2 separate regions of the Homo sapiens genome follow, and region 1 is linked to region 2. The links are chromatin loops, found by intact Hi-C in ENCODE. Cell type or tissue: heart right ventricle. All regions are shown on one strand. Each heading gives the region's core, and the rest is flanking DNA. Links, peaks and the distances in the headings are about the cores only. Region 1 has its middle 6.3 kb from the start of RAP1GDS1. Region 2 has its middle 23 kb from the start of STPG2.

Region 1 (5,386 bases), core at 249-5,248, 88 kb before region 2:
TGGGGGAGTATCAAGGAAAATGTCTTTTAGAAAAGATCAGAAGCAGTACATTTTGGCAAGACTTATAACTTACCTCATTGATGCATGTAAGCTTAAAGAGGTTAGAAGGTGATTTAAATTCTTTAGAGGAAATCTATTGGGAGGGGCAACACAACAAGAAGTGGAAAGAGAGGAGAGAATGTTCTTTAAAAGTATAATAGGGAACTGATTGCCTCCTGTTCACCATGATGTTCTGAATATCATTTAAGGGAATTTCACTGGAGTAGTTAATTGAACTTTGCGGTGATAGAAAATGATTTGGCAGTGAACAGCCTTCTGCCTAAACTGTTTATTTTTCAGAGACTTCATTGGTGAGATCAAGTTAGTCCAGGTTGAACAACTGAAATGTCTTAACCTCAATGTAACCTCTTTCTCCCCCGCTCTCCATTTATTTAATATTTTAGCCATTTTCTAAATGTTGTAAAATCTAAATTATTTTCATAGGCTGTCACCTCAAACTAATGTCTACATGTTTCAAGCAACAACAGACCTAGATTACATACAGTTTTTAGATGGGATATACCACTTTAAAATCAGTCATGTAGTTATTGAACATTTCTTCTGAGCTCAGCACTGTGCTAGATGCTATAAAAGAACAGCTATAAGGGCCAGGCGCGGTGGCTCATGCCTGTAATCCCAGCACTTTGGGAGGCCGAAGCGGGTGGATTACGAGGTCAGGAGATCGAGACCATCCTGGCTAACATGGTGAAACCCCGTCTCTACTAAAAATACAAAAATAAACCAGGCATGGTGGCGGGCACCTGTAGTCCCAGCTACTCGGGAGGCTGAGGCAGGAGAATGGCGTGAACCCGGGAGGCAGAGCTTGCAGTGAGCCGAGATCGTGCCAGTGCATTCCAGCCTGGGCGACAGAGCAAGACTTCGTCTCAAAAAAAAAAAAAAAAAAAAAAAGAAATAGCTATAAGTACATATCATGCAAAACAAGAGAGTAAGAACAATCTCTCTTAAAAGTCTCTTCCTACTAGTTAAAGATAGCTGTATAAGGAGAACATACCTGAAGAATGGATAGAATTTTTCCGAGAAAGGATGGGAAGAAAAGAATTTACTCCAAGACAGGGAAACAGCATGTGGTAAGACACCTATAGGCCATATTCATAAGACCATTAAAAAGGGTACATATTGGCCGGGTGCGGTTGCTCACACCTGTAATCCCAGCACTTTGGGAGGCCGAGGCAGGCGGATCACTTGAAGTCAGGAGTTCAAGACCAGCCTGGCCAACATAGCGAAACCTCTTCTCTACTAAAAATACAAAAATTAGCTGGGCGTGGTGGCGCGTGCCTGTGGTCCCAGCTACTTGGGAGACTGAGGCAGGAGAATCACTTTAACCCAGGAGGTGGAGGTTGCGGTGAGCCAAGATCACACCACTGCACTCCAGCCTGGGTGAGGGAGTGAGACTCTGTCTCAAAAAAAAAAAAACAAAAAAAAACCAAAAAACAAAAAAACGATGCAGGGATACTTATTGTGGCATCTTGAGAAATAAGATTAAAAATTTAGTATGAAGAACAGATTGTGAGGGGCTGAAAAAGCCAGCCAGAGGAATTTAAACTTGTTAAGTTAGGAAATAAACCATTGAAAGTTTCTTGAGAAATGGAATAGCATGGCGAAAACAGTATAGAAGGAGGAGAAATAGTGCATCAAAGAAAGTAATTTTTATTGTTATTTAATATTATAATTTTAGTAATTATTGTAATTTTTTCTTTTTCTTTTTTTCTTTTTTCTTTTTTTTTTTTTTTTTTTTGAGACGGAGTTTCATTCTGTTGCCCAGGCTGGAGTGCAATGGCAATCTTGGCTCACTGCAACCTCCACCTCCTGGGTTCAACGGATTCTTCTGCCTCAGCCTCCTGAGTAGCTGGGGCTACAGGCGCCCGCCACCACACCCAGCTAATTTTTGTATTTTTAGTAGAGATGGAGTTTCACCATATTGGCCAGGCTGGTCTCGAACTACTGACCTTGTGATCTGCCCGCCTCAGCCTCCCAAAGTGTTGGGATTACAGGTGTGAGCCACCGTGCCCAGCCGTAATTATTGTAATTTAAGTAACATTAAGAGATGCATCATTCTGTCTGGGAATTAGGTATACAGGGTGAATTTTTGGTCCTGAAAGAGTATAGTGATAGAGACAGACATGTAAATAGTTAAAATATAGTGCTACAACTACCACAATGGGGTAGTGTGGAAGAATATGGGTATAACATTTAACTCTATCATAGAAAACCTCCTGGAGAAGATGCTATCTGAGCAGAGACCTGAAGAATGAATAGAGTCAACTATGCAGAGGGCTAAATGTACACAGACCTGGAGGCAAGAGTCTGAATCTTTAAGAAACCTGCAAGCAGTGTTTTCTGGCTAGCATGAAGCATGCAAAGATGTAGGGAAAGAGAGAAGGTCATGCGACAAGAATGGAGAAGTTAGAGGGATCAAATCTTGTAGGGCCTTGACATCTGACTTAGGATATTGGACAGTATCCTAAGGGAATCAGGGAGCCATTAGAGGATTTTAAGTTTAAAAGCGACATTGTTAAATTTATATTTTAGTAGTCGCAAAGTAGAAAATGGCTAAGAATGGAGTGTAGACCAGAGACTGAGAGACTATTAAGAGACTCTCATAATATTCCAGGTATGAGCTGAACTAAAATAAAAGCAGTGGGGTTAGACAATAATGGACAATCTTGAGAAATATCAAGGAAGTGGTATTGGCTTGATGATTGATTAGAGGTTGTGTGGAATTATTTATGTGTCAGAAATTCTCATATATTACTATTAAATAATATAATAGTGCTATGTATGAGGTATTATTATGTCAGCTTTACAAATAATGAAAAATGCTCAGAGGTTAAATAATTTAACTTAGGATCTATAACTAATAAGTAAAAAAAGCAGAAGTAAAATCTAAGCCTCTTTGGCTCAGATCCTCACAGCAAAAAAAAATATGCAGATAAATGTGTTGAGGGAAAATGCCTTATATTTTGTGTGACCTCCACACATTAAAAAATAATACAATGTTATAAAATACCTTTATTTCAATAAAAATGTTCATGCCTTTAAAATATGATTTATTAATATTTGTTCCTACTTCTCTTAAATTTACAGATATAAGAAGAATCTCTGCATTAATATCATATCATTTTATGAATGGATGTTTAACAAAGATACTTTTAAGACATAGGTTCAGTTATTCTTGAAATAATATTTAGCCTATTTTATAATAATTTCAATTGGCTTTGCCATTCTGCCCACCTCAGTTTTTAAATGGTTCTTAAGAGTGAGATCCACTCAGAGAAGAATGAACTCTCATTTTAAAGAAGCCTGACTGAGTTTTCTCACATCATTATGTCTTCTACTTTTCATAATAATGAGAAAGTTGTGCCAAAGTAAAATAAGAGGTGGCTTGAGAACATCAAGAAACCTGATAGCTGACAATATTACCATAGAAAGGGAGTCCAAGAAATGAGAATGCTGAGTCTCATTCCACCACTAACTACCTCTGATAGTTAATTTTGTCTCTCTGAGCAGTTGACTTTGTCTCTGGCTCCCATATTTCCTGTTTGTAAAAATCGTGAATTATAGTATCTGCATGTCAAGGGGAGAAGCCATGAATTGTCTTTCAAATGTAAGAAATATATTTCTCATAGAGTTTGGTTCTAGTAGAGGGATTTAGTTCTACCACCTAAAATGATCTCCACTCTCCACCCTCCACCCTACCTACCTACATGTACACATGCTCACAGACTCACTGAAGACATCCTCCACATCTTAAAGCATTCCATTCTTTCTCTCTGGGACTAGCCTGAGGGAAAACTGGGAAGTAACTAAAATTTGTCCTTGATGCTCTTGGAATTATTTGTATTCCATATAATTATTAGTATTTCATATAATACTAACCACATAAGTTAGTTATGTTACAGATAAGGACATGGAGAATCAAAATATTTTAATTCGTTTGTCTAATGTCACCTGACCAATACAATGTAGAATTGGAATTTGAACAAGGTCTGTTTGATTTCAAAGTCCATGGTCTTTCCATTTCATCACCCTGCCTTGGGTGAATTTGTTCCTTAACCCTAAGCTCACCTCCACTGTGACATTCCATGAGAAAGAGAAGTCTATAACTTACCTACTTCTCCACACTGGCATGGTTACCTGTCTGGTTCAGTTTCTGTCTAGAAGTGCTTTCCTTTCCAGAGTGATAGGAAGCTAGTCAAGTAATCTATGCCAATAGGCTTATAACCATCTCTTCCAAAGTCTTGTGAAATAGGTATATGTGTTTTATGAGTGGTCTTTTAGGCAAAAATAAAGTACAATTGATCCTTGAACAACACAAGGTTGAATGTCATGGGTCCACATATACCTGGATGGGTCCACATATACCTGAGATAATTGACTGCTTATGTTATCAGTAATGTCAACAAGTAAGCTATTAGTAGCTAGGTTTTAAGGCAGTCAAATTAAAGTTATATAGAGACTTTTGATGGGGATTTGGGGGACAGTGCTCCTAACTCCTGAATTGTTCAAGGGTCAGCTGTAATTCAAAACGATGTTTCTGATGAGATTATCTTGCTTCCTTCATATACTTCTATGTAGCTCGAGTTGCCAGTAATTACTCATCCTCCCTTCTCTTAGGGTTTTTCTAGATCCTCTTGAAGTCTCTGCCATCTCCTTTTCAAGGATCCTCTTTTATCTCCTTGAAAGTTCACCTGAAGACTCATTTCCTTTAGGAGACATTTTCTAATTTAATCTCAACCAGTCCTGATTAAGCAATTCTTGGTATTTACAAAAGTTCTATAATAAAAGCTGGCTTATTCAGCCTTCTGAATAGGAAAGCCTCAATAACCAGCATGTCTACTTACCTACAGTTCACTAATAATTGATTCTCACATGCCGATCTTGAGGGGCTGCAAGATTCTAAAATATTAAAGGCTGAATAAAGTTTGCTTAATGTAGTTGTGTTAGTTTCTTATGGCTGCCATATCAATTACCCCAGATTTAGTGGCTTCAAACCATACAAATTTATTGTCTTACAATTCTGGAGGTCAGAAGTCCAAAATGGATCTCACTGGGCTAAAATCAAGGTGTGGGCAGGGCTGTATTTCTTTCTGGAGGCTTTAGGGGACAGTCTGTTTCCTTGCCCTTTCAAGCTTCTGGATGCTGCCCTCATTCCTTGGTTTGTGGCCCCTGCCAGCCAGCAGTCACATCACTCAACCTTTGCTGCTGTAATCACATCTTTCATCCTCCTGCCTCTTTCTTTCCCTAATGAAAACCCTTGTGATTATATCCAGTCTGCCCGGATAATCCAGGATAATCCCACGCTTCTTAATTTAATCACATCTCCAAA
Region 2 (5,386 bases), core at 144-5,143:
ATTGCTTGAGGAGTTCAAGACCAGCTTGGGCAACATAGTGAGACCCCATCTTTACAAAAAATAAAAAAAATTACCTGGGCCTGGTGGCACACATGCCTGTAGTCCCAGCTACTTGGGTGGTGAGGTGGGAGGATCACTTGAGCCCAGGAAGTTGAGGCTGCAGCGAGCCATGATCAGAACACTGCACTCCAGCTTGGGCCACAGAACAAAACCCTGTTAAAGATATAAAGAAATAAATAAATAAACAAATCCATGCTTACTTCAGCTTTCCTGAGCACATGTGAGGCTGCCCTTTCATTAAAGTCTATAATCTATACCTGAAATATCTTTACCTTTTTGTTCAGTACTGCCTCCAACTCATAGGAATGCTTAATTAACTGCAGACCAAAACCAAAACAATTTAAACCTTATAATAAGCAAAGGGGAATTTAAGAAATTACAAAAATTCTTGAAAACGACAAGTACTAATTATCCCTAAAATTTCTTACAGTCTTCTTATTTGTGTTATCTGTTTTTTGTTTTCCAGCACCATGCTGTGCCTAACACAGTGGGTATGACTTGAAGGAGCCCTGTAAGTAGGCAATTTGCTGCCCATCTCATGGAGGGAAAAGGTGAAGAACATCCAACACTATTTGCAAAAGTAGATTCTTGCAGCCTGAGATGAATTTTGGGTCCCACTGCTGCTAGAACCAATAGAATCTTTAGTCCCTTGCAGACATCCCCTTTTTCTCTCTGAGCACAAACCACAGATGGGCCGCTCCTCAATCTAGGTCAGAATCATACTGGCCCTAGATCTGTGGTCACCTTGTTTTTCTTTTTTGATAGATGTTAAGGGTCAGAGCATCTTAAGCTAATACTTGATCTTAGTATGTCTTCTGTTCTTTTTGATTTGCCTCAGGAATATTCTTTAGCCAGAGGCGTATGTGAGTTTTTTTTTCAGGTAGAGTTCAGCTATTTGAACAATTGATTTAAACTAGTGTGTGAACCTCTTCTCACTAATGGCCAAATAGCCCATAGTAGCAGCAGGTTCTTCCAAATTTGAAATGTTTGCTTCCTTTAAAATCTCCAGCATAATTCTCATTTTTGGTCTGCAGGGAATGGTTCCTAGAGTTCTCAGCTCAGCTGTCTATCAGAGACAGATGAAATACCATGAATTCAAGGAGTCTCTGACTATTGCCTCTTTTAATTATTTCTCTGCAATGGAAAGTAAAAAGTCTATTATTAGGTGACAACTGATTCAGGTAATCAATTGGATGCTAAACTATCCCATACACAACAGGAAACTTACATGGTCTCAACTTATCCAGTCACAAATTACCAATTAATTATAAAAGGAAAACTAGTAACTTTATAGGGGAGCAACCTGGCAGACAGCACCTTAATTGAGTGATCAAAGTTAACATCACCAATAATGGGACTGAGTGGAGAAAACTCAAACGGTTTTCCTCTGCTTTCACACTACAACAACACAGAATATTTCTGTGACCAGATGTGTGGGTTCCCCCTCTCCCTGCCACACCAAGGAGTTCTGTAGCGGACACCAGCTGGATATCCTCTAATTCAATTCAATTCATTTCTGACAGTATCTTCCTGGAGATCCCATGATTGAGGGCTCAGTCTCCAAGACTGCCTCCCACTCCCCACTTCAGATGTCAGTCTCAAGTCCTAGGTTGTTTTACCTGTGCTTCTGACAATTGGTTATAAATTGGGGTCTCATGACCGCCTCCTCAGATTTGGTTAATTTGCTAGAGCAGCTCACATAACTCAGGGAAACATTTACATTTACCAGTACACTATAAACGATATTACAAAGGATATAGATGAAGAGATGCATGTGCTGAGGCATGGGAAGGGGATGTGGATGCCCTCCCCAGGTGAGCCATCCTCCAGGAGCCTCTATGGTTTTGGCTACCTGAAAGCTCTCTGAACCCCGTCCTTTTGGGTTTTTATGGGAGCTTCATAATATAGGCACTATTGGTTAAATCATTAGCCATTAATGATCAACTTAACTTTCCTCTACCCTCCTCAGAGGTGAAAGTCTCAACCTCCTAATCCTGCCTTAGTTTTTGCAGTGACTAGCCCCCATCCTGAAGCTACCTAGAAGCTGCCAACCATCAGTCAATTATTAGCATACAAAAAGACTTTGGGGATTCTAAGGATTTTAGTTGTATGGGTTGGAGATCAAATAAAGCATATACTTTATAATATCACAGTGACAAATAGTCATCAAGTGCCTCCTGATGAGAAATACTGCTAAGAACAACATGAAACTTATATAGTATTTCTGCCAAAAATACATAACCTTAATGAAACCATGAGGACAGCTCAAACAAATCTAGAGGGAGGGATGAAGCAAAATGGCTGAATAGAATCCTCTACTGATCATTTTCCCAACAGGAACACCAACTTTGACAACTATTGACACAAAAAAACACTTTCATAAAAAACAAAAATCAGGTGAGTAACCAATACCTAGTTTTACCTTCATATCGCTGAAAGAGGTACTGAAGGGGGTAGGAAAAACAGTCTCGAATCACTGATATCACCCCTCCCCAGTCCCCTGGCAGTAGCTTCATGGCAAGGAGAGAGAATCTGTGCTCTTGAGGGAGGGAGAGCACATTGAATTCAGTGTTGCCCTGTTACAGTAGAAGGCAAAACTGGGCTGAACTCAGCTGAAGCCTACCTACAGAGGGGACATTTAGACCAGCCCTAGCCAGAGGGGAATTGCCCATCCCAGCAGTCAGAACCTGAGTTCCAGCAAGCCCTGCCACTGTTGGCAAAAGTGCTCTGGGACTTTAAATAAACGTGAAGGGCAGTCTGGGTCATTGGGACTGCAGTTCCTAAGCAGATCATAGTGCTGAGCTGGGCTTGGAGCTGGCAGACCTGGAGGGCATACAACCTACTGGGACACCAGCCAGGGTGACTAACGGAGTGCTTGCATCTCTCCTCCCCCAACCCCAGGTAGCACAGTTCTCAGCAAAGAAAGTAAGTCCTTTCTTCTGCTTGAGGAGAGGAGAAAGAAAAGTAAAGAGGACTTTGTCTTGCATGTTGGACATCAGCTCAGTCATAGCAAAATAGGGCACTGAGCAGAGTTGTGAGGCCCCCTTTCTAAGCCCTAGCTCCTGGATGACGTTGCTAGATGAGATCCTGGGCCAGAAGGGAACCTTAGGCCTTGAAAAGAAAGACCCAGTCCTGGCGGCATTCATCTCCCGCTGACTAAAGAGCCCTTGCACCCTGAATAACCAGCGGTGATAACTAGGGAGTATGCCATGTGTGTTGGGCTGTGAGACATGCTGACTTTAGTGGTGACCCAGCACATTCCCAGCTGTGGTGGCTGCAGTGAAAGACTCATTCTGTTTGAGAAAAGCAGAAGGAAAAGTAAAGTGGACTTTGTCTTGCACCCTAGATACCAGCTCAACCACAAAGGAGTAGAGTAAAAAGCAGGCTTTTGGGGTCCCCGCATCTAGGCCTAGGCTGCTGGACAGCATTTCTGGACCTTCCCTGGGCCAGAGGGGAGCCCACTGACCTGGAGGGTGAGTCTCAGGCCAGGTAGCATTCATCATAAGTTAACCGAAGGTAACCCTTGGGCTTTAAGGGGACATCGGTGGTAGTCTACTCCAATCAGTTGCAGGCTTTAAGAGAAAAAGACAGAGGTACCTCATAGAAGAGAGAATTCTGGCAGCAGACGCCCTTTGGACTCCAATTCTTCCTTGCCAGTCTTCCCTGAGTCTCTAGCCTGCTTGCCTACCCTGAAGATTTTGGAAGTTATAACCCCCACAACTGTGTAGGCCAATGCCTCACAATAAATCTTTCTCTTTCTTGACACAGACAGACACACACACACACACACACACACACACACACACACACACACACACACACACACACACACCTATTGCTTTTGTTTCTGGAGAAACCTGACTTACATAGTTCTCTCAACAGGAATAGCCTTGCCAGCAAGACAAATGTACACACCCAGTGCTTAGATGGGCTTACCTGGGTGATTCCTCTTTTAATCTACTTCCGTAGCCAATCAATATCTCCCTTTCCTTTTTCTGGATACATTCATTCATCAGCTATATTAATATAGTTAATAAGGAATAGTCAACTGTTGCTTACTTGTCTTGGCAAGAAGTCTGTCTTTCGAGTGACTTGACCTATAAATTGACTATATGTAAACACATAGTTTACCTCTTTAAGGACAATCTTATTTACCCAATATTCAAATTCTTGTGAGACCATCACTGCAGCACTTTGTACTAATGACAGTAGAAAGTAAATTAATGTTTTACTTATAGCTGCATTTGAAGTTGGTATACCAGACATTTCCTAGACATCAATGGCTAGTCCAATTGTGTAAGATGATGTTTGGGAAATCTCTTAAGCATTGTTCTTCCTTGTAATTATTTCACTTGAGCTTAGGTATCCTGCTGTTGTATTATTTCCATGTGCCTGCATTTGCATATTTCCATTGTGATAAACATCTGCACTCATCTTTACTTTCTTTTCTCCTGTCTTAGAAAATGAAGTGTCCCTCCTACTGCTCAACCCACTGCCATTTGCCTTTTGCCTTTTCCCCACCTAAAGACTGAAACGATCTTTACTGAAATAATGTATTAAAATTGCCAAATTCACTGGAGTCTTGTCAATCTTTATCTTACCAAATCTCTCTTTATTTCTGATTGTTGAACAAACACTTTTCAGAACTCTATCCTTTCTGCTCTTGGCTTCCCTGACATTATTTATTCTAATTCTAACCACATATGCCTATAAGCCCTGGACAATTTTATTATTTTCCTTGATAGGCTCCTCCTCTTTTGCTGCCAAATCATTAATCATGATTTGTTTCTGTCTTCAGGCACTGCTTTTCTCTCTTTTTCTCCTCATGTTGGATGACCACTAACATGTTTTTTATTTATTTATTTACTTTTTTGGGGGGAGACGGTATTATTACGGATTTGAGTTTTATTATTACTCAAATCCGTCTCCCTGAGCGTTCGAGGACAGGAGTTTTTAAGGACAACTTGGTGTGTGACAGGAAGCTAGTGAACCGGGAGTGCTGATTGGTCAGGTCAGAAATGAAATAACAGGAAGTCGAAGCTGTCCTCTTGCACGGAGTCAGTTCCTGGTTGGGGGCCACAAGATCACATGAGCCAGTTTATCAATCTGGGTGGTGCCAGCTGATCCATCAAGTGCAGGGTCTGCAAAATACCTCAAGCACTGATCTTAGGAGCAGTTTAGGGAGGGTCAGAGTCTTGTATCCTCCAGTTGTGTGACTCCTAAACAATAACTTCTAATCTTGTGGCTAAATTTGTTAGTTCTACAAAGGTAGTCTAATCCCCAGGCAAGAAGGGGGTTTGTTTTGGGAAAGGGCTGTTACCATCTT

Evidence for each region. Hi-C counts contacts between places; a loop is a spot of excess contacts. Peaks named below come from ENCODE experiments on the same cell type or tissue, not always from the same donor. Only the 100,000 strongest peaks of a DNase experiment are listed, where the experiment ranks them.
Region 1: it touches region 2 in a loop (2.1-fold over the local background); 13 of 110 quality-filtered maps call a loop at or near these places.

What each region holds. Positions count from the first base shown.
Region 1 is chr4:98,252,412-98,257,797 of GRCh38, reverse strand. No RefSeq gene overlaps it. Among named protein-coding and RNA genes, the nearest start is that of RAP1GDS1, 6.3 kb to the left of the region's middle. In heart right ventricle, for the core only: no CTCF peak of the experiment used is centred there; no DNase peak of the experiment used is centred there.
Region 2 is chr4:98,164,117-98,169,502 of GRCh38, reverse strand. No RefSeq gene overlaps it. Among named protein-coding and RNA genes, the nearest start is that of STPG2, 23 kb to the right of the region's middle. In heart right ventricle, for the core only: no CTCF peak of the experiment used is centred there; a DNase peak (open chromatin) is centred at 2,872; H3K27ac peaks cover 494 bases.